Regions from separate parts of the Homo sapiens genome. Here region 2 is linked to region 1. Evidence: read pairs that join two places in POLR2A ChIA-PET (ENCODE). Cell type or tissue: HepG2. All regions are shown on one strand. Links, peaks and the distances in the headings refer to the core of each region. The heading gives the core; the rest is flanking DNA. Region 1 holds the start of LOC100294145 (a long non-coding RNA gene). Region 2 holds the start of HLA-DMA (major histocompatibility complex, class II, DM alpha).

Region 1 (16,316 bases), core at 4,149-12,148:
CCAATAATTAATTGTCATAAAGACTTTAAAAATCCTTCTAGATTAATAATGTGTAGAGGAGTCTTAGAGGATTACTCAGTAAAATAAATTCAAGGTAACAATATTAATCTAAGTTTCTTTAATATTCTTGATCTGGGTAAACATTTTCATAAATTAATTTTGTGAATTTTGAGTTTAAAATATGTCCTGCTCTAATTTCACCATGTGTAAAATAAAAAGGCAATCATAGTATTTTAGTCCATATAAAACCATGCCTCCATTTATAAAAACAGACTTTTTTTGGACAGTTTAACAGTTACAGAAAAACTGAACAGGAATTACAGAGAGTTCCCGTATGTCCCCTCAAGCCCTCTTCCCTCCAGTTTCCACTATTAGTAACATCTTGCATTAGTGTGGTACATTTGTTAAAATTGGTGAGCCAATATTGATACATTATTAAGTCCATAGTTTACATTAGGGTTCACTCTTTGTGCAGTTTTATTGGTTGTTATATTTTATTGGTTTTGACAAAGGTATGACATGTATCCACCATTACAGTATCATTCAGAATAGTTTCACTGCCTTAAAAATCCTCTGTGCTCCACCTATTCATCCAACCCTTCCCATGGACCACTGGTAACCACTACCTTTTCACTGTCTCCATGGTTTTGCCTTTTCCAGATTACCATATAGTTGGACTCATACAATATGTAATCCTTTCAGATTGGCTTTTCCTTAGCAATATGCATTTAAGGTTCCTCCATTATCCAGAGATGGTTTTAGTTGTCACAACTTGGGTAGAGAGATCAGGGGTCAATGCTACTGGCATCTAGTGGGTGGTAGAGACTGAGGTAGCTCATGAGCATCCTACAATGCCCAGGACAGCCCCCTACAAAAAAGAATTATTCAGCCCCAAATGCCAACCATGCTCGAGGTTGAGTAACCTTGTGTTAAGAGTGACATGTGGCATGAGAAATGGGGCGGTTTTGGCTCATGTTGTGATATTCTAGATTCAGATATTTCCCTGAGCAGAGAGGCTGAAATGCTGAAAATTTTTCATTTGATGACCTTGATGCTTCCTTTCCTGACCATCGTAAAGAACAAATGGCTCCTTTGCTTTGGCAAGAAATACTGAAGGTGGTGGCTTTTTTCTGTTTGTTTTGAAATGAAGTCTTGCTATGTTGCTCAAGCCAGTCTTGAATTCCTGAACTTCTGGTCTCAAGTGATCCTCCTGACTCAGCCTCCAGAGTAGCTGGGACTACAGGCACATGTTACTGCACCAGCCTTCAACGTGATTTTTTTTATTTCATTCAGGTGACAAACTCATGCTGAGGTTCCCAATTTTTGTCTCAGAGCTAGGATATTCTAAATTTGTAAAAAAAAAAAAAAAAAAAAAAAAAAGTTAAGAAATATTAACTTTCTATGAAACACTCTAAATACTAACAAAGAGCTTGGTGAGTTCTCCCACTTACCTGTGTCCCATCTGTGCTTCAGTTGCAAATATATATATATATACACAGAGAGAGAGAGAGAGTCTTATTCTGTCACCCAGGCTCCAGCGATCCTCCCTCCTTGGCCTCCCAAAGCACTGGGATTATAGGGATGAGCCACTGCCCCCAGCTCAGTTGCTTATTTTGCATTATTTCAAGGCAGTGGAGGCAAAACGCTCAAAATTAATTTCTCACAGATCAACATCACATCTTGGAGTAAAACAAACACATATTGAAGGTATTTTAATGTATGTTTTCTTGAACTTCTTCTAACTAATAGGGGAAATATTTTCATTAACTTTTACCAAAGATTTCTGGATAGTGTAAATATATTTTTCTATTTGGGTAACAGTTTATAGTATGCTGTTATTTCTCTGTTCATTTATTTATTTTTATCATATACCTCCTAGAGTAAGATTTAATTTGATGGAAATGTTTTGTGGATTCTGCTGTAATTAATGCACATAATAGCAGTCAGTAATAGAATTTCTGTAAACCTATATTTATTAATTATCTAATACCTTCTCTTCATTTTGCTGTTGATTTCCACTAAGTAGATTAAATTGTGTTCTTAAAAACAGAAATTCATTTGTGTATGGATACAAAACAGAATGTTCCCAAATGCAATCTTGGATGTGATGCTCTAAACTTTAGAAATCCAGCTTCATTTATTTTGGATTAATTTCTCCCGCTTGGAGGCTGACACACTGTTTTACATCTATCAAATGCATGATTATAAAATTAACAATTTTGTACAATAATGAAATTAAACACACACACACATGAACTGTAAACTATACAGCACCATCTCTGTGTCATAGTTTTAAAAGGCACTTCCAGATGACATAAAAAATGAAGAGATATTTTTTAAGAACCTATTGATTTTTGATCTCCAATTTTGTGTGTGGGGGGTTGTTTTTCTTTAACCCTAGTTTTATCTAATTTGAGATTCATGAACAAGGTATCTCTAAGGGAAAGAGCAGCAGGTATAATTATTAGTTATTTTATAAGACTTTGTGAAGTCTTTGGTATAGTTCTAAAAACAAAGTGAAAGAACCTAATGTATGTATAAAAATAGTTTTGCAAGTCAATTGGTTTCTAATTCTTTGCTTTCAACAAAATTGAAGAAGAACCTTATACTTGAGTTGTCAGCTGACAGATTATTAAAAATATTATTTAATAATAGCCCATTATGTGAGTTTTGCATACGACTAAGAAGAAATTTTAAAAATTGGGTGAAGTTGCCTCAACAAGTCTTTATTTTCTCATTCATTTATATGATCAAGATTCCTTAGTTCTTTCATGTTAAAATTTTTTAATTGAAATAATATACAGCCCAGATTCATTAACAATAAGTAACATTTGTCAACATGAAATTGGGAAAATAAAGTCCCTATCCATCTCATTAAGAGATGCATTTCTAGTTAAATTTTACCATTACAAACTTACACTTTTATTTACCAAAATGTGTATTACAGATTGAGCATCCCTCATCAGAAAATCTGAAATGCTCCAAAATCTGAAACTTTTTGAGCACCAATATGATGCCACATGTAAGTACTGTACTTAACACAACTTCATTTCACATATAAAATTATTTTAAATATGGTATAAAATTACCTTCAGGCTATGTGCATAATGTATATAAGAAACATAAGTGAACTTCATGCTTAGACTTGGGTCCCGGCCTCAAGATATCTCATTATGTATATACAAATATTTTAAAATCCAAGATAATCTGAAATCCAACACACTTTTGGTCCCAAGCATTTCAAATAAGGCATATCCAATCTGTACTGACATTATTTTGATCTCTAACAGTTGGTAATCCTATCTTAATCCATATAACTTTTTTTTGAGACAGCATCTTACTCTGTCATCCAGGGTAGAGTGCATGCAGTGGCACGATCATGGCTCACTGCAGCCTCGACCTCCTGGGCTCAAGTGATCCTCCTACCTCAGCCTCCCAAGTAGCTGAGACTACAGGCAGGAGCCACCATGTCCAGTAATTTTTTTTTTTTTTGTAGAGATGAGGTTTCCCTATGTGCCTAGGCTGGTCTTGAACTCCTGGGCTCAAGTAATCCTCCTGCTTCAGCCTCACAAAGTGCTGGGAGTACAGGTGTGGGCCACTGCACCCAGCCCATATAACTTTTACACTTACAACAAGAAATTAAAAATTCAATGTAAGAACATATTTTGTTGCAAAGAAGCAGAATAGGTGGCTCAATAAAAGATTTCCAAGAACAAAGAAAAAAATTACATTAGGATGTAACCAGGGTTGAGAACTCAAAAAAAAAAAAAAAAAGAAAAAGAAAAATTCTACATGGGGGGTAGAATAAAAATATGAATTCAAAGTGGGAAAAAAGAGCAATGTAAAATTTCCAACCATTAAGAAAGAGGTTGTTTGTATATTTTTTAAATTAATGATAATGGGTGTCAAAACATTATGATATTTAGATTGAATTGAACATATGAGTGATTAACAGTTTTATTTTAAAGTGTTAATATGGAGAATATGTTGGAAATTATATATTTTTTGCAACTATCTGGACACATGTTGACAATTTTAGGTCTATCTAAGTCTATGGGAGGAGGCATATGACATTTCACAATCCTTGTAGGAGAGATGTGAAGGGAAGACCCCTGAGCTATTCTTCCTCCTTCTTGTGTTACCCCAGTAGGAAAATGGACTTATAACTGGAGAAGAGAAGCTAGGTGTCAGCAGAGACATGATGGAGTGGACATTTCTTTCAGTCCTTTACCAGGAAGTCCTTTCAAACTGAGGAGGAACATACTAAGGGAGAGACACACTAGTCTTGAAGCCCATGGCATTCCTGAAGATCCACCTCACACCCCAAATTACCAAACCCCAAAGCTCTCTTCAGCTCAGTAGGTTGTCCTTTAATTTTCAGTAACCCTTCCCTACAGCAGAAGAACCAATTTTTCTTTTCCCTCATAATTTGAATCCCTCCCACTAATTTATTTGAAGATGAAGATATTATCCTCTTTTACTACCAGTGAAAATACAATGACTTGAGAAGAGAAAATGATCTGTGTGACGCCAGGGTAGAAGTGGAAGTTGTGGGCCCTCGAATAAACCACTAGTCTTATACTTGAAGCAGGATAAACAATAAATGCCAAACCCAAGGCAGAAACTAGAAACATGGAGGAAAAGAGGCATAAATGCCTCATATTAGACAGTTACATTCTAAGAAATCTTTCTTGCAGCAGTTACTTTCCTACAATGACCAACTTCCTCTGACTCCAAATTTACTCCTTATGTACACTTGGGTTAGATATTCCTTTGACTATCCAATCATACCATTGTATAGTACCATTTACACATGCATACATGCTCACCTAAAGAACTTTTTGTGTGTGTGTGTGTGTGGTTTTTTTTTTTAAATCGAGTCTGGGACCTGGTTTCGCTCCATTGAGTCACTGGTGAAAAATTTAGTAAATCTACGAAGAGAGTTTAGTAAGTGTAAGAAGAGTCTGCTCACTGTGTGTGATATTCCAATAGATTCATGTGTTCTACACACAGGGATCTCTTGGATATAAGGGAGGCATTTCTCAGGTGTCTGGGTGACTTTCTGGTCATTATCCAGGTTCCTGGCTCAGCTTCCCAGGTCTCTTTGAATAAGCAGAGGGGATCCACATTCAGACAAGGCTCCTGGGGCTCTGACCAGAGGGGCTGGACATCCCTGGTAGACCTGACATTGGGCACTGAGACTCCTGGAAAACTTAAGCTGTTAATTTTGCAGTTCTCCATCTTGACTGCTTCTCGGACTGACCATCAGTTGGTGGGTTTTCATCAGCCTTCTGCCTCACCTCCTCTGATCCAAGCAGCAGCAGGGACTCACTTGCATGCACTGGTCTTGTAGGCAGTGACTTTTAAGCCACATCCTCTGTCTACCAGGCTAAACTTGCCTGCCTGAGAGGCATACTCCTTCCATCCTCTATCGTACATCTGTGAGCTACCAACTCTGGCCCTAGTGTGATACTGCCAGAATGTTGTGTACCTCATCTATTTAGAGTGGGAAGCCCATAAGGCAAACTGAAGAGGCCCCGTATCCTCACTCCCTTTCTGCTCAGTTTTTTCATTTATATTATCTCAACTTCACTCTACTAACCAGAGCACCAAGGAAGGGTAGGTTAGCAATTACGTCTATGATGACTATAGAGAAGTGGGGAGATGACTTATGATCCTCTTTGTGCTGGATTCCCTACTGAAGGCATCTGATGGCTTCTGATTTCCCTGGTCTGAGAAGAAAGTCCCTCTCCACCTCTCCCTCCTTACTCTACCTCAGGCTGAGGGGCTCAGGCAACCTTTTATGTTGCATATGGCATAGGTATCTCTGCCTCACTCCAGAAGGGACCAACCAATAGCCACCTACTCACCTACTTCTGAGGTCTAGTGCCTACAGACCTGGTGTTCATAAATTTAAGTTCTGGATTTAGGTCTCCTTTCCTGTAGCCAGGTGATCAGTGACCGGCAAAAATCAAGATCCCAGACTTCCTGAGTAACCTCATCAAGACTGAGGTAACAGCTCACATAGCTAGTGCATAGACAGATGCAGGTTACATGGAGTCTGAATCCCGTACACATTTGGAGGCTCCCTTTGGGACTGCTGGGATGCATGAAACATGGGATTTCACTCACAGTTGTGCTCACTATGTGTGATATTCCTATAGATTCATGTCTCTACACACAGGGATTTTTGATCATTCTGAATTGTTGATTCCCATAAAAAATGAATACATGGTGATCACTGTATATGCTGCATTACTGAATACATATTTACGAGAGTCTCCAACACATCTTTACACGTCTGAGGAGTAAAAGAATTTCCCACAGATTAGCTTCTGGTTCCCATTTCAAACCTCATTTCTGTTCCACCTCTGGCATTGGGTGTAGTATGGCTCCTTAGTGCTCCAGGCCAAAATAAGTGGCACAGGGGTAAAGTCATTTCTGGTGGGGGGTGGGGGATTTGGAGAAAAAAAGAAAGGATTGCAGGGGAGTACACTGGGAGGGTTAGGAGAAATTCTGGAGATACGGTCCACTCAATGGAGGCACATACAACCAAGCTGAGAAACGACATAGTACCCAACAGAGTTGGGAGATGTGAAACCCAAACATCAATCTCCACCTGGGCATAGAGGAAATACTCGATTTCCAAGCAGGTTCTAGGTTCAGAGGAGAGAGCCCTTGGTTGGAAGCGCCGGTCTTGCAGGATGGGGTGGGGGCGTTAATGCAAACTTCTGGTCCAGCAGAGGTAGAAACAGACCAGATCTAAGTAGCAGCTCAGAGGCAGCGGACTTGAGGGATGAAGACGTGAGGCCCAGAGGGTGGTGCCTGGCAGAGAAAACAGCTGCCAGACACCAAGGCCACCTCGGGTTAAAGGGAACAAGTTATATCCAAAAAAAAACCAACACGGTGAAAATAGGAAGAATAAGGATATCACCTGGAGTGTTCTCCTGAGACACTCCCCAAGAACCTGGATTCTTTAACAATCCCTCCAGAGCAGGGACACTCAGCACATACATCTCCCACAAAGTAAAGTGTCTGAAGGCCTGGGCAAACCCTTCTCCCTCCCCTTCTCTCTCCTCCACGGGCCGGCCCGGAGGAGGCTCAGGGATGAGAACTACTGTCACTGCTGTTCCCCACCTCACCCCAACGAGAGAGGAATCTTTAGAGGTCTGTATCCCTCCTTCACCACCCCGCCTGAGCGCCTGCTGGAAAACACAATCACCGTCTCAAATCTCACCCTGCAACTGCATCCAAGCGCTTTCTCCAAGCGTTCGGGGAGCCGCCGGAACTCTTCTTCCAGGCAGGCGTTCCGAGACTCCGCACAATAGGTACCTACCCTTGGGGTTTTGAGCCGCAGTGTCTGCCTCTGTTCAAGTATCCAGGCTCAGGTACAGACCTTTCAGTGCAGGCGGCGGGAGGCGCGAACACGGAGGACCCCCTCAGGCATACTGCCGCCCGGGCGGCGCCTGACAGATTGCCTCCTTGGGATCGGCGGACATGCCCTGGGCGCTCCAGCTCCGCGCGCCTCAGACACAGGCTATGATTGGCCTGGCTGAACGTCAATCAGGGCTCGGCGCCGTGGAGGCGGGAGGAACGCTGTAGGCAGAGGCCGCTTAACTCCCTACGGGGTTATTCTCCGCCTCTTCTAGGGTAGGCAGGTGTTCCCGAGTCCCTTAGGGGGGGTCCCCGCGGCGGCCTGAGATGCTCGGCGCCAGGTTGTCGCGCCCTTGAGCTGGCTGAAGTAGACATTGACTCTGGAGAGTCTGCGTTTTTCCTGGTCCCAGAGCCGTGGTCCCGATACTGCGCTTCCCGCTCCTCCAGTCCCAGCTCCCAGGCTCCGTCTTCTCCCGCTTGGCGCTGGAGAAACACCGGAAGAGAGAGTCGCAGAGTGACTGCTGTGGCCCTGCGACCTGACTGCCACCTTCCAGGACTCTAGCCCTGGCTCCTTCTAACCTTCCCGCCCCTCAGTGCCCCAGAGAGGCTGGTTTGCGGACAATTATTCATCAGCCGGAAGAAAAGGAGGTGCCAGTGTTAGGCGCAGAAGAGGGTTGGACCAGAAAAGCTGGAGAGGGGCAAGAGGGGAAAGAGGGGGAAGGGGGAAGGCGGAAGGCGGAAGAAGTTGGGAGGGGTAACAGCTCGAGCTTTTCCTCTAGCGTAGTTTCTCTTCTCTCGGTGCCGCCCCATCTGCTTCTTGCCTCAGTTCCCCACTCGCACCCGTGCACCTCTGCGGCAGGCGTGTGAAAGGAATGGGAGGGGGGGCTTTTGGTCGGGATATCTGGTCCTCCAGACCCCACAGCCTTGGCTGAGAACTTACTTAAGCCCACTCCAACTGACTTGATAAATGAGAATCTTGACCAGCCCACTGGTAGGTAGAAATGAGGGACGTCATGTATCCCTGAATGGAATAACCCGAAACCGCAGGTCCCGTGGATGTGGGAATCCACAGCACTGGCTGCGCTCCTAAGGCTCCTAAGTCCACTTCCGAACCTCATCTAAGACCCTGAAAGCCAGACTAGGGACACATTGGATTATTATTATTATTTTTTTTATTTGAGACAGGGTCTCGCTCTGTCGCCCAGGCTGGAGTGCAGTGGTGTGATCTTGTCTCACTGCAACCTCCGCCTCCCGCGTTCAAGCGATTTTCGTGCCTCAGCCTCCCGAGGAGCTGGATCTACAGGTGCGCACCACCACGCCTGGATAATTTCTGTATTTTTAGTAGAGACGGGGTTTCACCATGTTTGCCAGGCTTGTCTCGAACTGTTGACCTCAAGTTATCCTCCCGCCTCCACCTCTTAAAGTGCTGGGATTACAGGCCTGAGCCTCTGCGCCAGTCCTACACGTTGGATCTTTTCCCAGACCTCCTCCTCAGACGTGGAGCGTACAAATGATGCTCCATCGGTTACTCTGATCCTGACTTTGGGACTGCCAGATAAAACTGGGAGAAACCCTACATTTACTCTTACTGTAACGTATTGGCTTGAAACTGCAGGTCAGAACCCATTTATGTTGAGACCAAAAGACTTTTTTTCCAAGTAGAATGAAATAGAATAAAATACAATTGAAAATACTTGCCTGCATCACAGGTAATGAGAGTAACTATAGTTTCATGAAACCGTTGTTTCAGTTAAATATGTTTTTGCGTGTGTGCATGTGTATCGGGAGGAGATATGTATTTCATATATATATGTAGAGAGGTGGAAATCAACAACAAAACTCCATAATTTTTCTTGTTTTCTAACAGTTCTTGATTTTGAGTAAAAATAATTCTTTAAGAACAAAATTTTGAGCCAGCTAACGAAAGATCAGAGTCAAGCAGCCTCTCATTGGGGCCTGAATAGAGGTTCATCTTATTTGGCTTTTTCGTTTTTTTCCTATCTTGTGGACTCCTTTTAAGGCCCAGCAAGGAATTACCCTCCCCAAGTTTCCACTCTCTGCTTGGTTCAGCCATTCAGCTGTCTCTCGGGCTCTTTGATTAATAAAAAGTCCAGTAGAGCTATTTTATCCTATGCATGTGTGGGAAGAGGGCAATGCCAGTGATTCTTTCCTGATTTGACAGAAAATTCACAAATCACGTTACCTTCTGAAGATAGAGATTTTAAGCTCAAACATTATCACCAGAGAACTGAATTATTAAGAAAGATGAGTGGTCAAAAGTACAGATGTTTTACAGATTAAGGGTCATTTTGTCAGGTCCTGTCCAAAATATTTGAAGTCTAGGGGTTTGAAAAATTGTTAGAAATAACCATTTATGACAACAGTTTTCATTTATTGTTCTCTCCAGCTTCAGGAGCAGGGGAGAACATTTTTTTCCTTCTTACCTTGCTGAGAATTTTTTCACCAGGGTTTCAAGGCTAAGAACTGAAATTCCAGCATTGACATTGAATTAAAAAGAAGCAAGCCCTTTTAGGAAGTCAAATTTTATTATATGAGATGGAATGTAATATTGAGATTACTTATTACTTAGGCATGGGATAGGGGGGCTTTTAACAACAGACCAAAAAAAAAGTTGGAAGGATAGGAATGAAATAAAGCAAACTTTCATTATTCATAGATGATACAATTGTCTACAGAGAAAAATAATCTAAAACATAAGAATTAAGAGTTTGGCACAGTGGTTGGCTAAATATATAAACAAATCTATTGCATTTTCTATAAAAACAAAAAAGTAGAAATGTGATTAACTGGTTTATATAACAAACTTACAGTACAGTTGACCTTTGAACAACATGGGCTTGAACTGTGCAGGTCTACTTATATATGATTTTCTTCTGCCTTTGCCACCCTTGAGACAGCGAGACCAACCTCTCCTCCCCTTCCTCCTTCTTAGCATATTCACCATGAAGACATGAGGATGAAGACCTTTATGATGCTCCACTTCCACTTAATGAATAGTAAATATATTTTCTCTTCTTTATGATTTTTTAAATAACATTTTCTTTGCTTTTCTGAGACAAGGTCTTGCTCTGTTGCCCAGGCTAGAGTGCAGTGTTATCATGGCTCACTGTAGCTTCAACCTCCTGGGCTCAAGCGATTCTCCACCTCAGCCTCCCAAGTAGCTGGGACTACAGGTGCACGCCACCCTACCTGGCTAAATTTTTAATTTTTTGTAGAGATGGGGTCTCGCTATGTTGCTGAGGCTGGTCTCCAACTCCTTGTCTCAAGCACTTCTGCCTCAGCCTCCCAAACTGCTGGAATTACAGCCATGGGCCACCGCACCTGGCCAACATTTTCTTTTCTCTAGCTTACTTTACTGTAAGAGTACAGTATATAACACATAAAAATATAAAATATATGTTAAATAACTTTATGTTATTGGTAAGACTTCTGATCAACAGTAGGCTATTAGTAAAGTTTTGGAGGAGTCAAAAATTATGTGCAGATTTTTGACTGCACAGGTGGTCAGCGCTACTAACCCTCGCATTGTTGAAGGGTCCACTGTAATCAGGAATAAATTCTCAAAAAGGAAAGGCATGCAAGATCTTAGTGGGGAAAATTAAAATCATTAAAAGAAGTTGAAGAAGTACTGCACAGATGGAGAGATACATTCATGGTTAGGAAGCATCAATATCATTAAAATGCCAGTTTTCCCCAATGTGATCTATAGTTTCATGCTATTTCTAGAAAAATTTCAACAAAATGTTTTATAGAATTGGACACAATGATATTAAAATGAAACGAAGGAACACAAGTTCAAGAAGAGCCAAAATACCATTGAAAATAAAGAGGAAGTTGGGGAATTTCCTGACTACATGAGAAGATATTATATACACCACTGGATTTAAGACCATGTGCTATTATTGGTGAGAGAGGGAGTAGACAACTGGGCCAATAGAATAGAATGGAAAGAGTGTCAGGACCCCTTGTATGTGAAGAATGGTCATTAAAGACCAGTGGGTAAAGGATGTATAATTCAATAAGTTTGAATTTATGACACTGGATTAGTGGATATATATACATCATAATAAATTCCAGATGAACTAAGTACCGACGTATTGAAGGCAAAACTGTAAAACTTTTAAATGAAAATGTGAAAGAAATATTTGTATGACTTCAAGGTAGAAAAATATTTATTAAAAAGACACACATACACATTTTAAAAACAAAAATGTTAAGAGAAGATGAATAAATTTGACCACATTAAAATTAGAAACTTTAATCAAAACACACTCTAAAGGAAAAAAAGCCACAATCTAAACTTATTTATATCACACATAATTTACATAGGATCAATATCCAGAACATCTAAGAATAGCCCCATAGGAAAATGATCAAAAGATGTGAAAGGGCAGTTCACAAAAAGGGATATATAAAAGACCAATAAACGTACAAAAGTTAAGCTCACAATAGTTATCAGAGAATTGTGAATTAGAACAGTCCTTGAAATAACATTTTAAAATCACTAAATAGACAAACATTGAAAAGTCTAACATTATCAAAAATCAATGAGGATGTAGGGTGAGGGGAACTCATACTCTGATGGTGGACTTCAAACTGAAATAATCTACTTGGAAAAAAATTGGCATTTTGTAGAGTTGAAGCTGAGAATATCCTAAAGCATAGCAGCTCTACCCTTAAATATATATGCACCTTAGGGAAATTATTGAATAAGGCACCAAGAGCAATGTGCAGGAAAAGTCATGAGAGCATTCTTTGTAATTGCAAAAAGCTGGAAACAACCCAGTGTCCATTTGCAGGTAAACTGATACACAAATTTTGGCATAATCATAATGTGGAATTCTATGCAACATCAAGATCAGTGGAATACAGATAAAATAATAAACTTGCATAATTCTTAAAATCATATTGTTGAATGAAGAAAACAACAGAAAACTACATTTTGATATTAATTATGATGTTAATTTGTTGTCAGACAAAGACAATATTTACTATGATGAAAAGCAAGATAATGATCAACTCCAAATTTGGAATAATAGTTGCATTTTGCAGAGAGGAAGGGAGATTCTAAGGGAAGACAAATACAGGAAACTTTAATGTTAAGGGTAACGTTCCATTCCTTCATGTGACTGGTGGGAAAAAATGGATGCTTAAAATTCTTGTAGATATGCATCACATGCATTACTTATTTGTAGAAAAATATTTCAAAAACTGGATCATAAGAAAAAAGGAAAAAGATGTATAAGAAATCATTTGCATAGAGACAGAAGTAACAAAGGCAATTTGATGAAATTTATTGAGACAGAAGACTAAAAAATGAAAAAACATGGTAAATATAAAAATATGATGGCAGAAGTAATCCAGATATATATGCATTTGTAATGTCCATTTATATCATTGCATTAAATCTAAATTTTTCTGCTCAGTAAAGATGGTCTGTGTGTGTGTGTGTGTGTATTTGCTATTCAAAAAGTGCTGGTGGCAATGGCTTATACCTGTAATCCCAGCACTTTGGGAGGCCAAGGAGGGAGGATCACTTGAGCCCAGGAGTTTGAGATCAGCCTGGGTAACATAGCGAGACCCTATCTCTACAAAAATAAAAAAATTAGCCAGGCGTGGTTGTGCATGCCTGTAGTCCCAGCTACTGAGGAAACTGAGGTGCAAGGATCGCTTGAGCCTGGAAGGTTGAGGTTGCAGTGAGCCGTAGTCGCACCCCTGCACTCCAGCCTGAGCGGCAGACTGAGACCCTGTCTCAAAATAAAAACAAAAACAAACAAAAAGCACCTAAAACAAAATGACACCGAGTGATTAAACCAATGGACAATGATAAACTCAGGCAAATGCTAACAAAAATTAATTATGGATAGAAATACTGTCTTACTCCATTTTGTGCTGCTATAATAGAATATCCAAGACTGGATAATTTTTAAAGAACAGAGATTGACTTATTACAGTCCTAGAGGCTAGGAAATCCAAGGTTGAGAGGCCTGCATCTTGCAAAAATCTTCTGGCTGCCTCATACTGTGGTGGAAGGCAAAAGGGATAAAAAGAGAGCTGAGAGAGAGAAAGAGAAAGAGAGAGCGCCCAAGTGCAACAGGTTGAATTCACAGGCTTTTAGCCTTTTTGTAATTGGCATTAATTCATTTATGAGGATGGAGTCGTCATGACCTAAACACCTCTCATCATTAAGCCTCACCTACTAACACTGTTGCATTGAATATTACATTTCCAACATATGCTTTTTGGGGACACATTCAAACCATTACAAATACTAATATTGAACAAAGTAGAATAAATGATGAAGAAATTTTTCAGTGTCAAAGAAGGATACTTTATTATGCTAAAATGTACAATTCACCAACTACCCATAAGTTATAAGCCTTCATATCCTAAACAAGTCTTTGAAAGTTAGGGAAAAAAATGTGCTTTGTTAGGAAAGATAAATTGACACATTTAAGAGCTTTTAGCATACTTTTAAACTAAACTGTCATATCCAATTGTAAAATAATGTGAATGTAAGATATTTTGCTAAAGCAAATAATGATCTTATCAAATATTTATAAAATTGTGTACTCAACAAATAGTGAATGCATATTTTCCCAAACATAATGCATTAAACCACAAAGTAAAATTAAATAGAAATTAGAAACTACACGGGCTATATTCTCTCACCGGTATAAAACACATACATAGAAAAACAAAACAAAACTAAAATAAAACAAAACAAAACCTCACCAAAACAGTACTAACAAGAAAGCCTCCACTTGGAAACTTAAAAACATCTCACTAATTTTTGGGTTGAAAAGGAAATCAAAATTGCAATTCAAAGGAGTTATGTTTTTGCTAGGAATATGGAGGGAATTCAGTTCAGAATTCATTTCTCTATATAGTACAGCAAAGAGAATGAAAAAGAAAACCACACAAGAACCTCATTTTTAGTGAAACTAGGAAACAAAAAGTATGGTTACATCCCAAATTGCATGTCATTTGTGCTTAAAGCAACGGAGAGCAGAACTGGGCATAAGAAGCCAAAATGTTGCTGTGGCAACAGATGAAAGCGTGGAGGGAACTAGTGGTGCGGGATCTCGGAAAGGGCCCGAAAATATTCTCTCTCTAAGAGTAGAAGCCAGCCTAGGTTGGAGCTGTTGGCAGTTGGCCTGAGCTACAGTGAGGCCCAGATGCTGGGGAAGGCAGAAGAAGGCCCACATATTGGGGGAGCAGACTTTGTTTTGGAGGTTCCAAGGTGGCAGATAACAAAGGTTCCCTCTGGAATGCAGGGGGTCCTAACACCGTGGTAGAATCCTTGCTGAAATAGATTAAATTCCCCAAGTTGGAAAAAACATGGATGCAGCGTATTTTAAGATAAAGTTTACGTGTTAGTAATAAAGGATTGGTCCTTCGGTTGTAAAACCTGGGAGGTTACTATTGCCCATGTCTTCTCTCACCAACCCATCATCCCACCCCCATCCAATAGGAGTCTTCCACTAATATCTGGTCCAGGAATGCTCAATTTATTCAGAATAAGTAGGAAAAGAAATGGCACAGTTCCACATAAATATGCCATGAGAAAAAAATGTTTACAGAAAGCAGCAAGATTTCCCTCCAGAAGTAATGAAGCAACCTCAGCCATGAAGATCATGGAGCCAAAAGGATGACCTTCAGCAGAAGCAGTTACGAGCCAAAGAGGTCCAAGGGCACTGAGGGAGGAGCCAAGTGGTAAGGGCCACCTCTGGCTGGGATCCAGGGTGCCCAAGTGGGAAAATGAGCAAGCCAGAGAGTGCTTGGTCTAGGGATTAAGAAAAGCACACAGTAATAGGTTGGACACTAAATTTGAAAATGAACAGTGAGAAAAATGCTGTGGGGACCAGGATTGAAATGAAGTAACAGAACAATTAAAATTACATGATCCAGGGACAGAGACTTGAACTCATAAACAGGCCTGTGTTGCCCATTAGTCACAAGGGGAGCAGTGAGCCATTGTTAAAATGCCAAGGATTCCCAATGCAGTTTACTTGGAACTTTGCCCAGCGATGAAGGAGTCTGACTTGTCTTTTCTGTAATAGTTAGAATCAAAGAAAAATAAAGCACAGCTGGTGGGAGGGTGAGAAGCAAGCATCATGAACCACGGTCTAATTCAAGGATCAAACTGCTGTCCAGTTCTGGCAGATTTTGGATTGCAAGGGGAATAAAGCTGAGAGGCCATATTGGCACCTAGGCACAGTGAGGTGAGTCTGGCCACGCATTTAAGAAGCCCCTGCAAAATGATACAGGTGGTTACTAAAAACCACCTCTGGCCTCTGGAAAAAAAGAAATAGCATCTCCCGGATAAGAATATCTGGGTCTCACACCTATTGACCAGGTCGAGATAGGGTTCAGTTGGGGATGGGATATAATAAAAGGCATGGGTAAAGAAACTGGGCAGAGGCATAGTGCCTGCATGTTGGAGATTAAGGAGGGAATTCGGAACTCATTTTTCTATATATATTACAACAAAGGTTAAGTTTGGAGGTTAAGTAAGGATGCTGCAGCTCACTCATGGTTGCTTTTCCTTCAGAGTACTCATGCCTCGGCTTACCCAGGGGGACTCAAGGAGAGGAATGTGTGTGCGCATATCTATCTATCTATCTATCTATCTATCTATCTATCTATCTATCTATCCATCCATCCACCTTCTAATCTACCTAAATCAATCACTGTGTGTATCTATTCCAACCACAATGGACTCCTATCATTCAATTTCATTTAGTGGTACATCTCAGCCCAGTTTACAGAAAAGCTGTAAAGGGCTGTAAAAGGCTGTATGAGAACATAATCTGAAAAGCGTTGCTCAAAAGAGCATATTATATATTATTGGGCATTTATGAAGAAATTAGATCTCACACTGAGCTAGTTAATAAAGATTTATAATTACAAATGGGCTG
Region 2 (16,110 bases), core at 8,111-16,110, 59 kb before region 1:
GGCGGAGTCTCGCTCTGTCGCCCAGACTGGAGTGCAGTAGTGCAATCTTGGCTCACTGCAAGCTCCTCCTCCCGGGTTCACACCATTCTCCTGCCTCAGCCTCCCAAGTAGCTAGGACTACAGGTGCCCGCCACCAAGCCTGGCTAATTTTTTGTATTTTTAGTAGGGACGGGGTTTCACCGTGTTAGCCAGGATGGTCTCCATCTCCTGACCTCATGATCCACCTGCCTCGGCCTCCCAAAGTGCTGGGATTACAGGTGTGAGCCACTGTGCCCGGCCTCAGAATGTCCCCTTTTAAATGGGAACCCATACCTACATTAGTAGCATTAATCCATTCATGAGAGCAGAGCCCTCATGACCTAATTAACTCTTAAAGGTCCCACTTCTTAAAACTGTCAAAATGGCAATTATTTTCAACAAGAGTTTTGGAGGAGAGATTCAAACCATAGCAGGTAATATTTACCTAAGGTCACACCTTTAGTAAGTAGCAGAACTGGGATTTGAACCCAGCTGACTCTGGGTGGCATATTATTCTGTTTACTAGGCACAGCAGGGAGTTTAAGATCCAAGATTGAAGTTAGAGAAAAAAGATTAGGAAAAGCAGATTTGAGAGTCACCTTTGAGGTGATGTTTGAATCAGCCACGAAGGTAGCTGAGGTTTGTAAAAGAGGGGGTATAAAAACAATTTAGGGTGAAGGATTGAGCTTTGGGTTACATCTTCATACAGGAAGCAAGAATAGGAAGTGGAACCAATGGAAGATCTCAAGGAGAAGCAGAGCAACATAATGTGAGGAAGCTAGAACAGGAGATGGTTCCAGGAAGGATGTCATGTTCATTGAATGACTGATTAAATCAGGACTCCTTAAGCTTTTTATGTGCCATTAGCTTTTTTGGCAGTTTGGTGAAGCCTTTGGATCTTGTCTGATAATATTTGTAAATGCATAAAATAAAATATAAACTATAGTTATCAAAATACAGTGGTCCCCCCTTAACTGCAGTTTCAATTTCTGTGATTTCAGTTACCCAAGGTCAACCTGGTCTGAAAATAAGTACAATAAGATACTTTGTGTATGAGACAGAAAGACCATATTCACATAACTTTTATTACAATATAATTGTCCTATTTTGTTGTTAATCTCTTCCTGTGCAAATTTATAAATTAAACTTTATCATAGGTATATCTATGGATAGGAATAAACTGTATAATCACATTTGGTGCTGTGTGGGGGACACTACTATATTCAAAGAAACGTGTGATGATCTAGTAGTATGTGTTTCTGTATTAATACAATACAGTGTTTCTTTACTAATACATTAAAAAGCATGATTTTTTGGCAAGTTTAACAGCTCCCATAATTGTAAGTGATATTTTAAGATGTCTGTAACAACTATAATGTGATATGAAAATATTAATTGATGGTGTTTTCTATTGATGACAGTGTTACAGCTGCTGGCTGGTACTACAAAGATTTATTTTCTACATTCATAAAATTAGATTTCAGTGAGAGTTTTTTGAAAATAAAGTTGACTTTTTTTTATTCCATCCAAGTTTATGGACTTCTGAATTGTTTTTTTTTATTTTTTATTGATACATAATAATTGTACATATTTATGGGGTACATATGATATTTTGATACATGCATACGATGTGTAATGATCAAATCAGGATAATTAGGATATCCATCACCTCAAACATTTATTATTTCCTTCTGTTGGGAGCACTTCAAATCTACTAGCTATTTTGGAATATACAGTAAATTAATGTTAACTGTAGTCACCCAGCTGTGCTATCAAACACTATAGAATTTATTCCTTCAATTTAACTATATTTTTGTAACCATTAATGAATCTCTCTTCATCCCCCCTCCACCCCCTCCCTTTCCCAGTCTCTGGTAACCATCATTCTACCCTCTACCTCCATAAGATCAACTTTTTTAGCTCCCACTTATGAGAACGTGATATTTTTTTTTCTGTGTCTGACTTATTTCATTAACATAATGACTTCCAGTTCCATCCATGTTGCTGGAAATGACAGGATTTCATTCTTTTTTATGGCTGACTAGTATCCATTGTATATATATACACCACATTTTCTTTATCCAGTCACTTGATAGACACTTAGATTGATTCCATGTCTTGGCTACTGTGGGTAGTGCTGAAATAAACATGGGCATGTACACATCTCTTTGATACACTGATTTCCTTTCTTTTGGATATATACCCAGCAGTGGGATTGCTGAATCATCTAGTAGATCTATTTTTAGTTGTTTGAGGAACCTTTATGCTGTTTTCCATAGTGGCTATGTTAATTTACATTTCTACCATCAGTATATGAGCATTCCCCTTTCTTTGCATCCTCACCAGTATCTCTTATCTGTGTCTTTTTGATAATAGCCATTTTAATTAGATTCAGATGATATCTCATTGTGGTTTTGATTTGCATATCCCTGATGGTTAGTAACGTTGAGAATTTTTTCATATGCCTGTTGGCCATTTGTATGTCTTTTGAGAAATGTCTATTCAGATCATTTGCCCATTTTCAAATGGGATTATTTGGAGGATTTTTGCTGTTGAGTTTGAGTTCCTTATATATTCTGGTTATTAAACCCTTATCAGATGGATAGTTTGCACATATTTTTTCCCATTCTGAAGGTTGTCTCTTCACTCTGTTGATTGTTTCCTTTGCTGTGGCAGAAGCCTTTTAGCTTGATGTAATCCCATTTGTGTATTTTTGCTTTCATTGCCTCTCCTTTTGAAGTCTTAAACCAAAAAATGTTTGCTCAAAGTCTTGAGCATTTCCCCAGTATTTTCTTACAGTAACTTTTATAGTTTCAGGTCTTACATTTAAGTTTTTAATCCATTTTGATTTAATTTTTGTATTTGATGAGAGATGGGGGTGTAGTTGTATTTTTCTGCATATTGTTATTCAGTGTTCCCAGCACCATTTAATGAAGAGTGTGTCCTTTTCCCATTGAATATCTTGGTACCTTTGTTGAAAATCAGTTGGCTGTTAAGATGTGGATCTATTATTTCTGGGTCCTTTATTCGGTTCTATTGGTCTGTGTATCTGTTTTTATGCCAGTACCGTGCTCTTTTAGTTACTGTAGCTTTGTAGTATATTTTGAAGTTGGGTGGTATGATGTCTACAGCTTTGTTCTTTTTGTTCAGAATTACCTTGACTATTTGTGTTTTCTGTGGTTCCATATTAATTTTAGGTTTGTTTTTTCTGTTTCTGCAAGGAATATCTTTGTATTTTGATAGGAATTGCAACAAATCTGTAGATTGCTTTTGGTAGTACAGTCATTTTCACGATACGAATTCTTCCGAAGACATAGGATGTCTTTCTATTTTTTTGTGACCTCTTCAGTTTTTTTCCTCAGTGTCTCATAGTTTTCCTTGTAGAGATCTTTCACCTCCTTGGTTTATTCTAGGTATTCTATTTTGTTTTTTTGGTGGGGGGAGGGGTTGTAGCTATTGTAAATGGGATTACTTTCTTTGATTTCTTTTCCCACTAGTTTACTGTTTGTATCCAGAAGCACCATTAATTTTTATATGATAATTTTGTATCCTGCAACTGTACTGAATTTATCAATTCTAAGAGATTTTGTGTGTGTGTGTGTGTGGACCTTTTAGTTTATAAATTTGTATGTTTTCTTGTTTAATGTCTCTTTATTTTCATTAGACTTTAAGTGTGATGATGGCAGGTATCTGATACAGAGCATACTGCTAGACACAGAAGGTGGCCAATAAATATTTGCTAAATAAATGAACCTTTCTGAGTCCCAGTTTTCTTGTTTATATAATGGGGATAATAAATTATAACCTTGTAGAGTAGTTGTAAGGATTGCTGCATCATAGTAATGTCACTAAAAGGGAGGATGAATATGGGTATGGAGAAATGTACTGAGGTAGAAATAAGAGTAAATGTGGGAGCTGGATGGCTAGGTTTGCTCTCTGAAACAGGAGGTGGCAGGGAGTAGGAAGAAAATGGTAGTTGGCAAGGAGCTTGGGAAGGGCCTAGAATGGAATTGGAAGGGTAGTAGAGTATATAGGGAAGGCTGTGGAGGTGTAAAATGGCTCATAGAGACTGGGTGTGGTTGCTCATGCCTGTAATCAAAGCACTTAGGGAGGCCGAGCCAGGTGGATCACGAGGTCAGGAGATCAAGATTATCCTGGCTAACACAGTGAAACCCCATCTCTACTAAAAATACAAAAAAAAAAAAAAAATTAGCCGGGTATGGTGGCACGTGCCCGTAGTCCCAGATACTCCAGAGGCTGAGGCAGGAGAATCACTTGAACCTGGGAGGCGGAGGTTGCAGTGAGCGGACACCGTACCACTGCACTCCAGCCTTGGCAACAGAGTGAAACTCCATCTCAAAAAAAAAAAAAAAAGAATGGCTTATAGATAAACCTGATAAGATTTACCTTTGAAACATCTGTTAGAAGGGACAATCCATCATCATCTAATACCTGAAGGCTCTTCCATTCTCAGTTCAGCACCTTCAGAGACTGGTAGCCCATTTGTTCATCGAGTGAAAGGTCACTTAGTGGGCCTCTTGGTGGAGATATATATATATATAGTACACCCTCCCCTAAGGACCTTGCAGTAGAGATGAGGTGACTATGAAACAGACATATAAATGGAAGATAATAATACAATTAAAACAGTGATAATGGCCAACACAGGGTGCTTTGGAAACGTACTGAAGAGGCTATTAATCTCAACTCTGGGTTCAAGGAAGGCTTCCTGAGAGGAGTGAGATTTCACCTGAAAAGACATATAGAAGTAGGTAAGTAGACTTCAGGTCATTATGGGTCATGACAAGGAAAGTAGATCATTAACAATCATGGAAGGTTTTCATGCAGAAGTATAATATGATCAACTAAGCATAATAAAAATATCCTTCTGGCAGCACTGTGGAAAATAATAAGATTGGAGAGAGAGAGACCAATTATAAAGAAAGTTGCAATAATCAGTGAAAACCAACCATTGAAGGCCTGGACCAGTAGGAATGGAAGGAAAAGAAAGGAAGATTCAAGAGCTATTAGAAAGGTAGAATTGTTAGGACAATTGAATGGGAAGGTTTGAGGAAGATGGGGTCATCAACGATGACCCACATTTGTAGCTCGGGTGGACATCTTGTTATTCACTGAAGTCTTAAATATAAGAGAGGAGTTGGAATATATTGGGAAGGGAAAGTGATGAGTGTACTCTTGTAATCTTGAGATGGAGATACATTCAGAGTAACAATTGCTAACTTTATTTGCCTATGGAATACCTAATTAGAATTCATTATTGAACCATCAATAGCTTATGAAACATAAAATAGAAAACTCACCAATTTTTTTAAACTAATGGCACGGTTTGAAAATTATAAGACACTGCTTTTCATTTAAAACTTCATTCTCTTACACATTTTTGAGATAACTAGGAGAAATGAACAGATTGGGTCAAATGAAGTTAAGTAATTTTTAATTTTGTTGGTTGTGGTGATGGCATTATAGTTATGTTAAGGGAAAGGTTATTATCTATTATAGATATGCCTAAAAGTATTTACTGGTGAAATGTAATGACAGAATTTGTTTAAAATACTCCAAAAAATGCAGAACAATAGATGAAACAAGAATGGAAGAATGTTAAATGTTGAAAATTGTTGACATTCATGAGAGTACATTGGAGTTTATTAGATTCTTCTCTTCTGTGTGTGCTTGGAGCTTTTCAAAGTAAAATTAAAAAAACCTTTTTAGTCAGAGATTCAAAGGAAATTCGTGGAATATATAATTTTAAATTAATAAATCAATATTGAATCACATGATAAATGTAATTTGAATATGTGATAAGACAAGTGACCGACCAGAGATCATCAAGCAGATGACATATGTCACCTGAGTAGTTAGGAAATGCTGTTTGAGCATTAATACACAGATTTAACCTTATGTTTATGCCTCAGATGATCTCATACAATTGTCTGAGATGCCATATGTTGAAAATAGCTGTATTGAGGTGGTTACTTTTCATATGATTCTCCCTTCTCTAGGAATAGCTCTAATCCATAGAGGTAATACTGTACCTGGCCACAACCAATGAATCCAGTGGTACACACCTAATACAAGCTGAGCCAGTGAGAGAGGCTCTCCCAGCAAAGCAAAACTTGAAAGATAAAGAGGCAGGAGGCCTTTGCAGGTGAGCATATTAATGGCAACTCAACCCCTGCTTCTAAGGTCCCTGTGGCTATTCTACCTGAGGCTAGCTTATTCAACTATTACTTTCATTTCATGAGTTAGATCAGTATCTTTCCAATAAATCCTCATTTTTAAAATGTAAGTTAGCCAGAATTGGTTTCTATTGCTTGCAATAAATAGACTTATTAAATATAATAAATTGTTACATAATAAAAAATATTATATAAATGTGTTTGATGTTGCATTATGTCTATGTGGAAATAAATTCAAAAATAAATGATTGCTATCATCAAACTTACTTTTTTTATTTCTTGAGGAACGCTATTGTGAAGAATACAGTTTAAGAACATGCAAATTCATGAAGCGTTCCATATTTAAAAAAAAAACAAAAACAAAAAACTGCTATTGCATAGCATCCAAGTGGATTTGACCAGAAGTGGTTCAGATATGGGTAGTGTGGAACTCAGAGCAAGATCTGAGCTGAAGAGGTAAGCTTGGAAGACATTAGCAAATGGGTGGTAACAGAAGGCATGTGGGAGTAAATGAGAGGACCATCCAGGGCAAGTGTATAGTCTAAGAAGAGTAAAGGTTGAGGACAAAACTCCAGGGAACACCAATACTTAAAGGGTTGCTGAAAGAAAGGAGTCCCAAAGGGACTGAAAAGGGGACGCCAGAAAAGTAGGAGGGAAAACTAGGAGAGAGTGCCATCAGGGATGCCAGAAATTTGACCAATTTAGGAGATGGGGTATGGCCAACAGTGTCAGATGTTGCAGAGACTAGTTCATTTGATTTGGCAACACAAAAGTATTGGTGAACAATTGCATTGTTGAGAGTTAAAAGATTAAATGGCAAGAATGGGAGCGGGGCCACAGTTGCCCATGACTTTTCCAAGAAATCTGACTCTGCTAGGGGAAAAAAAATAGAGTCCTTTTTATATATTTATTTATTTATTTTTTGAGATGGAGTCTTGCTCTGTCACCCAGGCTGGAGTGCAATGGCACGATCTCAGCTCACTGCAACCTCCACCTCCCGAATTCAAGTGATTCTCCTGCCTCAGCCTCCTGAGTAGCTTGGATTACAGGCACCCGCCATCACGCCTGGCTAATTTTTTTTTTTTTTGTATTTTTAGTAGAGATTCACCATTAACCAGGATGGCCTTGATCTCCTGACCTCGTGATCCACCCCCCTCGGCCTCCCAAAGTGCTGGGATTACAGGCGTGAATCACTGCGCCTGGCCAAATAGAGTCCATTTTTAAATGCTAGAAAGGGATGGCAGAGCTGAGTGTTAGAAAGCCAGAGCCTCCTGGATTTACCGGTGCTGTGCCATTATTTTCAGAGGCATTCATAGCTAATGACAAAGTAGACAGTGAACTACTGCAAAGCAGAACTGGCTGCCTTGCTCATCTCTTGCCCACAATTATTACTTTCCAAACTGATGAGAGACTATTCCTGAGATACTTATGATGGAGGTAGTTGGGAGGTCCTGGTGGGGAAGGATTACATGGAGGGAAGAGTAGTTATAAGTGTTTGAACTTGTTACCATTTAAACTGAGATTATAGAAGGGGAGAATGGAGTTAACCACCCCTCACCACAGTCTTGGTGAGGGATGGTTATGTTTGTCCTCACCTTGGTCTTGTCTACACTGTGCTCCCTATGGAGAACTTGGACCCCTCTGCCTTGTTCCTCTCACCCAGAGAAATTGCAGTGTCTGCTGTACCTATTCCTATGCCCTTCCACCCAGTCTAGTTTCTCCTGTTCTTCCCCAGATCTCCTTCCAAATAGACTGGTGTAACTGGCACAAAGTGTTTGTTAACTGATTGCCAATCCAATAATAAGGGGACTGAGGTTCTTCTTTGAAGGGTGGGTTTAATTTGGGGCTTTCGTACCAATTCTGACCACGTGTAGAGCATCATTCAGCACACTATGGGCTGTGAGCACAATCTTGCCTACCACCTGTTTTTAAATGGCCTAAAAGCTAAGAATGGTCTTCACATTTTTAAATGGTTAGGGAAAAAAAAAGCAAATGAAGAATATTTCGTGACACATGAAAATTACATGAAATTTGAATTTTAGTGTCCATAAATAAAAAGAGGGTTGAGGACAAAAACTCCAGGGAACACCAGTATTTAAAGAGTAGCTGAAAGGAAGGAGTCTATGAAGGAGACTGAGAAGGAGATGCTCAAGAAGTGGGAGGAAAAGCTAGGAGGAAACTAGGAACACAGCCACTCTCCTTCATTTACATATTGTGCATGGAGGCTTTCGTGCCACAGTTGAGTACTCATGACAGAGATCTGATAGCCCACAATGTCTAAAATATTTGCCATCTGGCCCTTTACAGAAAAAGTTTGCTAACCCCTGGTTTAGGACTCTAGGTGGCTGTGTCCCATATGTCTCCCCACTGGTAGTCTCATAAACTTCTTTTCTACTGTCCAGGGGCCTGAATCTCCCCACTGCCAGAACCGCTGATGGGTTAGTGCATAAATGTTGGGATACTGGGAAATGTTCTTTTGTTTTCTGGAGGGTTACCATGATTTCCAAACCCTAGTCCTTCCCTGGCACCCTGCCTCCACCACACAGACACACACACATATATACACATTGCTGTTCCAGAATATCTAGGAGGTCATAGAGTTGTTTTTGTTTTTGGCTATTACTGCTGCTATTACTTGTTTATCAAAAGAGGATATGAAGCCAGGCACAGTGGCATGTGCCTATAGTCCCCAGCTACTGAGGCGGGAGGATCGCTTGAACTCGGGGGTTCAAGACTGGAGTGAGTTATGATTGCACCTGTAAGTAGCCACTGCACTCCAGTCTGGGCAACAGGGGAAACTTTGTCTTAAAAAAAAAAAAAAAAAAGGTGGAAGGTATGAATTTTGAAAGCCTCAGAAACACTGTTGGACAATATTCACATATATTAATTTCTCAGATTACTTGATTGCCACATTAGAGCTTTCTCACTGCCTCTTCCCCCACCCCTTCTGTCTTTCTCTTTCTTTTGTCTAACAAACTTGAAGCATGTACACTGACAGTTTCTTCCTCACCTCCCACTTACTTCTCAGCCCACCACAATCTGGAGTTGACTCCCACTACAACACTGAAACTGCTCTCAATAAATTTGTCAGCCATCTCATAATCACCAAATCTAAGGACACTTTTCAATCCTTTCTTGACTTTTGAGTAGCATTTAAAAATGCTGACCTTGCCCTCCTTCATGGCACACCTCTTTTTTATTTCTCTGATCTGCTTCTACCTTGGTCTTTTCTTAGTGCTCTGGATGGTCCTCGTGCCACCAGATTCTTACAAACCAGGGTATTTCAGTGTACTCGTTATTATCTTTGTCTCAGTGACACACACACCCTCCTCTACTGTGTTTTGAACTGCTTAGCTTAGGAGTCAGCCAGGTGTGTATTTCCCAGCCTTCCTGGACATCTGGCTTCCTTTTTGATTCTGCCAGTAGGAGGCACTGATGGGAGATCAGAAGGCAAGAGAAACTGAGAAGCATCCTGCTTCAGCCTCTAAACAGTGTCGGTGGCTGGCAATAGCTGGTAGCTATTGGCTGTAGCTGTAGCAGCAGGAAGAATGGGAGACTCAGGACTCCAGCCTCCTGAGCAGAAGTACCTTCTCAAGGATTCTAGCCTTGAAGGAGGTGGCACCTTTCTAGTAGATTGGAACTGACTATGACAGTGTCTCTCACAAGGCAATGAGTAGATTTACAGATTCCAGCTCAGGGATGATGGCAGCTTCTGATTTCCAGATAGCAATCTTTTTTTAAAATGTACATTTCTAGGACTCTCCTTTTTTTTTTTTTTTTGTACTTCTTGCCCTTTTAACACCTTTGTAACCAATTCTCTATATTAAATTCTTTCAGTCTGAAGCACATAAAGTAGTTAAATGCTCCTGACTGGATCCTGGATAACTGGTATGAGGTTTGGGGTTTGAGCCCATGCATGCTTTTGTCCTTGTTTCACTTCCCACTCCTTCTGCACAGTTTACTTGGGTGATCTTATTCATGGCCTCTGCTTCGACATTTGTGCTGATGACTCTCAAATCAGGGTCTTCAGACCATACCTGGGGTCCATACCCACACGCCTCACTGCGCTCCCATGCAGTTTCAGCTGGCTGTTCCACTGGCATTTCAAATTCAACATGTACAAAATCAAGCTCTTTCTCTCTGTAAACCTGCTCCCATGGCATTCTTTTCTGCTTCAATTCAGTCCATCCCTGACCACCCACCCAGCCACCCATGCTGGAAATCTGAGATATCTTTGACTCCTCCACCTTCCCACTCCCACAGCTAATCAGTAGCCAAACCCTTTAGATTCTACTTCCTAATTATCTTGATATTCTATCTCCTCCGCCTCCTCTTATTATGACTTAATTCAGGCTCTTATTATCTGTCATTTAAATTATTGCTGTATTGCTACAGGAGTGGTGTGTATATGTGCAACTGTTCATCTTGGTATGCTATAGACTCTTGCCCAGCAGTTTTGCCTCAATTCTTTAAAAGCTCCAGTTCATTGTTTGAAATATCAATCAGAACATTTTTTCCAAAATGCTAAAATGATTGTCATTCCCCAGTTTTAATATCTCTATCATCTGCTAAGTAAAAGCAAGCTCCTCCTTGTGGCGTAGCAGGGCCCACGTGATCTGGCCCTTGCCAGAATTTGTAGCTTATCACAACATCCTTCTACCCCCCATTACCTCCTATTATACAGGAACACCCAAGCGACCTTCACAACATTCATATCAACTAGTACACAGGGTCTCCAAAGAGGACCTCTGGATGCCTGTGATCTTTGTACTTCTGCCTACCCTTTGCCCTGGCGTGTTTTTCTCTTCCTTCATGTTCTGCTGGCCAAATTGTTTTTCCTTCAAGTCTTAGGAGCCTGCCTGATTATGTTCCTCCTATTCCGCATCCTCATAAAATTACTGCGACTTCCAAAACACTTGGCACATTCTTATTTGAATACATTACATTGTTGTGTAATTATCCCTTGGCCCCCTCCCCCAGCACTAGACTCTAAGCTCTTTGAAGGCAGACTATGCCTATTCATCTTTGTATTTCTAGCCCTGGGCCCAACACCCAGAATTTCTTGTATTTTCAATATATGTCTGCCAAATGAATTAGAGCTAATGCCTGAAGGAGAATAAGTTTTTTTGAGAAAGAGGAAGAGCCAGGAGGGAGGAGAAGGCAGGGTCCGAAGAGCCCTGGGGGTTTACTTGGGGAAGATGCGGTTCCCCATTGCAGCATTCTGCCAGGAGGTGGCACTGCTCTGAAGAGCCAGCTGGTCGCTTACAGACTGAGGCTGACAGCTTGAAACCAAAGAGGGAACTCCACCAGGAAGCAACATTCCTCCACTGGGCTTCCCAGCCCAGTTACATGCCATACTCTGCCCTGGTCAAACAGCCAAGTCTTCAGGAGGTTACTGGCCCCAGGCGTCTCCCCAGTGACTGATGATGTTAAACCCTACGCTTCTCTGATTGGTTTAGACAAAATGACAAGGGCACCTATTGGAAATGATCTGGCAAAACATGATCTAAGGCCACCCTCTCGGGGAGGGAGTTGGGGAAGCTGGGTTGGCTGGGTTGGTAGCTCCTACCTACTGTGTGGCAAGAAGGTATGGGTCATGAACAGAACCAAGGAGCTGCGCTGCTACAGATGTTACCACTTCTGTGGCTGCTACCCCACTCCTGGGCCGTCCCTGAAGGTAAGATGGTACTCCTATTTACTTCCATCCTGAACCTAGGGAGCCCACTCAGCTTTGTGAGGAAAAGCGCTGTGCTTTGTGAGTGGTGGGAAGTCTTATGAGGCAGTGGAAACAACAGGGGAGTGGGGAAAGACAGCTGCTATGTGTGGTTGGTAAACGATATCAGTGATGCTTTGCATGTTCCATTTAAGACAATCTCTTGAAGCGGAGATTGTTCTCTCCATTTTACAAATGAAGAAAATGAGACTCAGAGTTATTTGTGCAAGTTCACACCATTGGAAAGTGGTAGAGCTGGGATTTGAACAAAGTGAATGTTATTTTCACTCCTCCACTCAAGATTCTACTCTGCTTTCTATCATTAACTTATCTTGTGATTCTTGAAAAGTGTCTTAGTTTCCTTCTCTGTAGAGGATGGGGCAGAATGGAAGAATAATCTGGAAGATCCCTCTTCCTCCAAATGTCTGTTTTTCTGGGTATTGGGTTAAAGGTTTCCTGCTGGCTGAGCGATTCCTGCCAAGAGCTTCAAAGAAGAGGGATTATTTTATGCAGTTATGGGGTCACTTCTCCCATTGCTGTCTTTGGGAGGCCTGGTAGGTTAAGGAACAGAAGACATTTTGAGAGACGCTTGGTGCCAATGAAGTGGCTGAAGAAATGTCTGGATACAGGTTTTCCAATTTACCATTTGTGTCTGGGGATAGTGGGAGGCAGTCCCATCTATGGCTTGGGGAGGCTGTAGCCATTCCTCCTCTTTCCCTTCTAAGAGTGAGAAACCCATCCATGGCCTTCTCTAGTCAATACAGTGGCCTGGTATGAATTAGACAAAGGAATCCCCTTTGGGAGGATACAGCCCTATGCCAGGATGTATGGCATGGTGAGCAGAATGCAGGCTTTCACTTGCTTCTTTGGCTAGGTGTCTTTGTGCAGCCCCCAAACACACAATGAACAGTGACTCTGAATCTGTCACTTTATTTTATATATATACATTTTTAAATTTTTTATTTGATTTAATTTATTTTTTTTGACACGGCATCTCGCTCTGTCACCCAGGGTAGAGTGCAGTGACGTGATCTCGGCTCCCTGCAACCCCTGCCTCTGGGGTTCAAGAGACTCTCCTGCCTCAGCCTCCCAAGTAGCTGGGATTACAGGCGCATGCCACCACACCCAGCTGATTTTTGTATTTTTAGTAGAGATGGGGTTTCATCATGTTTGCCAGGCTGGTCTCAAACTCCTGACCTCAGGTGATCCACCCGCCTTGGCCTCCCAAAGTGCTGGGATTACAAGCTTGAGCCACCGCGCCCGGCCTTTATATATATATTTTTTGAGACGGGCTCATTCTGTCACCTGGGCTGGAGTCCAGTGGCACAATCATGGCTCACTGCAGCCCCAACTTCCTAGGCACAAGCAATCCTCCTGCCTCAGCCTCCAGAGTAGCTGAGACCACAGGTGTTTGCCACCACACCTGGCTAAGTTTTTGTATTTTTTGTAGAGACAGGGTCTCGCTGTGTTGCCCAGGTTGGTCTTGAACTCCTGGGCTCAAGCAATCTGCCTGCCTCAGCCTCCCAAAGTGCTGGGATTACAGGCATGAGCCACCATGCCTGGCCTGAATCTGTCACTTTAGAAAGTAGAACTCTTTACTTTTGCCAACTGGCCTTTTTATAGGCAGGGGAAGCTTGGAGAGATGCCATAATTTGTTCTTCACCCCCTTTGGGAGGGGGAGTCTAAATAACAGACACAGGAAAGGGTCTCACCTCAGCCCACGCTCCTTAAGCAGGCCTTGCTTGTTTTTGTTGTTTTGTTTTGAGACAGAGTCTCACTCTGTCACCCAGGCTGGAGTGCAGTGGCTTAATCTTAGCTCCCGGCAACCTCTGCCTCCCTGGTTCAAGCAATTCTCCTCCCTCAGCCTCCCGAGTAGCTACAGGCGCATGCCAACATGCCCAGCTACTTTTTTGTATTTTTAGTAGAGACGGAGTTTCACCATGCTGGCCAGGCTGGTCTCAAACTCCTGACCTCATGATCCACCCACCTTGGCCTCCCAAAGTGCTGGGATTACAGGCATGAGCCACTGCGCCTAGCCCCACCTTGCTGTTTTTTAAGTTGGAGGAGAAGGCTCCCACCTCCCTGAACCTCACCCTGTGTCCTTTGCAGCTCCTACTCCAATGTGGCCAGATGACCTGCAAAACCACACATTCCTGCACACAGTGTACTGCCAGGATGGGAGTCCCAGTGTGGGACTCTCTGAGGCCTACGACGAGGACCAGCTTTTCTTCTTCGACTTTTCCCAGAACACTCGGGTGCCTCGCCTGCCCGAATTTGCTGACTGGGCTCAGGAACAGGGAGATGCTCCTGCCATTTTATTTGACAAAGAGTTCTGCGAGTGGATGATCCAGCAAATAGGGCCAAAACTTGATGGGAAAATCCCGGTGTCCAGAGGTCAGGAGTTTTCTGGGGAGTGAAGGGAGGAGGGCTGCATTAACCTCATTGATCTGTACACTGAATAATTCCCCTTGATACCAGCTCCCCATCTCAAATACTTTCTGGTTCTCTTCATCACCTTAATTTTTCCACCAGCCTTGGTCTGCACCCTGTGTTCTTTTGGTGGGCCGAAGTACCTAGCATGTAGTAGGCATTCAGAACTATGTATTGAATGTGATGAATTCAACAGGTACCAACTGATACCTACTGAATATTAACACTTGTGCTACTATGCCCAGCAAGATGGATGGGAAGAGTGGAAATATCTGATGACGTGACTATGTCTTAGTGAGAAGACAGTGCATGGTTAGACATCAATGTGAGCTCTAGACAGGAAGTGCTGAAGGAAGTCATGGTGGAGGGGTCCAGAGTAGCCTGGATCTGGCTCTGCTTCTATGTCTAGCTGCAGTCCTTGCCTGGAAGAAGACCTCCCTTCAGAGCCCAGCTCCTCGCTCATCTCTGTCTCCCAAAGCCTGACCCACTGTGTTCTTCTCTGCCCTCCCCTCCATATGCCATGGCCCCTCCAAACACAGAGATACCATCTAAACTAGTCTCTTTTTCCCCCTACACTTCAATCCCCCCACCAGGGTTTCCTATCGCTGAAGTGTTCACGCTGAAGCCCCTGGAGTTTGGCAAGCCCAACACTTTGGTCTGTTTTGTCAGTAATCTCTTCCCACCCATGCTGACAGTGAACTGGCAGCATCATTCCGTCCCTGTGGAAGGATTTGGGCCTACTTTTGTCTCAGCTGTCGATGGACTCAGCTTCCAGGCCTTTTCTTACTTAAACTTCACACCAGAACCTTCTGACATTTTCTCCTGCATTGTGACTCACGAAATTGACCGCTACACAGCAATTGCCTATTGGGGTGAGGCTTTCTCCCTGGAATTCTGGTCCTTTTGGGGGCAAAAAGGGATAGATCCATGGGAGGAGGCTTCTTTCTCCACTGGTACCTTGTTTAGTCCATTCCTACCCTAAGCCCATCCCAGTCTCCCATGTCATCCCAGACACCCACGTCATTTCCCTGGGTGGGAGGCTCCCTAACTAGGTCCCCAGGCTGAGCCACTCATTTCCTCCAGTACCCCGGAACGCACTGCCCTCAGATCTGCTGGAGAATGTGCTGTGTGGCGTGGCCTTTGGCCTGGGTGTGCTGGGCATCATCGTGGGCATTGTTCTCATCATCTACTTCCGGAAGCCTTGCTCAGGTGGTATGTCATCTGGAGGGGGCGGGTGAGCCTGTGGGAGCCAGATACAGTGGTGCATGCGTGCATGTGTCAGGATTATTTTGTGGCATGGGGGGACATATAGCGATCCTCAGGCCCTTGGGTGTGGGGGCCTGTATCCAGCACCATGGGGGCACATCTTCCCAGTTGGGGACCCAGTTACACACACACAGTTATGGGTCACAAGAATTGCTTTGAGTGAAAAAAGGAATCATGGGGTGCTGTAGGAAGGGTGCTTGGAGATGATTTGGGAACAAGGAGAGATCAACTTCTGCAGGGTGTGGTGCAGGCAGGGCGAGCAAGGCCTTTGTGGGGGAGGAGGAGGAGGAGAAGGAGGAGGAGGATGGATCCCCTGATGCCTTTCCTCCATCCCTGTCTCTCCCCCAGACTGATTCTTCCAGACCAGAGTTTGATGCCAGCAGCTTCGGCCATCCAAACAGAGGATGCTCAGATTTCTCACATCCTGCCCAGGATCTCCTCTTAGGGTAGAAGTCTCTGGGACATCCCTGGGGTGTGTGTGTAGAT

The links. ChIA-PET counts read pairs that join two places held together with the same protein. Peaks named below come from ENCODE experiments on the same cell type or tissue, not always from the same donor. Only the 100,000 strongest peaks of a DNase experiment are listed, where the experiment ranks them.
Region 2: POLR2A ChIA-PET joins it to region 1 with 12 read pairs; 26 of 35 experiments call an interaction of 5 or more read pairs at or near these places.

Annotation. Positions count from the first base shown.
Region 1 is chr6:32,885,948-32,902,263 of GRCh38, reverse strand. It overlaps LOC100294145 (a long non-coding RNA gene), which reads right to left and starts at 8,088. Exons shown (of 2, transcript NR_037178.1): 1 at 7,337-8,088; 2 at 1-1,344. It also overlaps the pseudogene HLA-Z. In HepG2, for the core only: no CTCF peak of the experiment used is centred there; a DNase peak (open chromatin) is centred at 7,563; H3K4me3 peaks cover 1,980 bases.
Region 2 is chr6:32,948,731-32,964,840 of GRCh38, reverse strand. HLA-DMA (major histocompatibility complex, class II, DM alpha) reads left to right here and starts at 11,744. Exons shown (of 5, transcript NM_006120.4): 1 at 11,744-11,892; 2 at 14,038-14,322; 3 at 14,952-15,230; 4 at 15,442-15,570; 5 at 15,973-16,110. The coding sequence starts at 11,805. The coding sequence ends at 15,977. LOC124901302 (a long non-coding RNA gene) reads left to right here. Exons shown (of 3, transcript NR_190904.1): 3 at 728-1,548. In HepG2, for the core only: CTCF peaks have their summits at 9,625 (motif pointing right) and 11,442 (motif pointing right); DNase peaks (open chromatin) are centred at 9,640 and 11,580; H3K27me3 peaks cover 1,343 bases.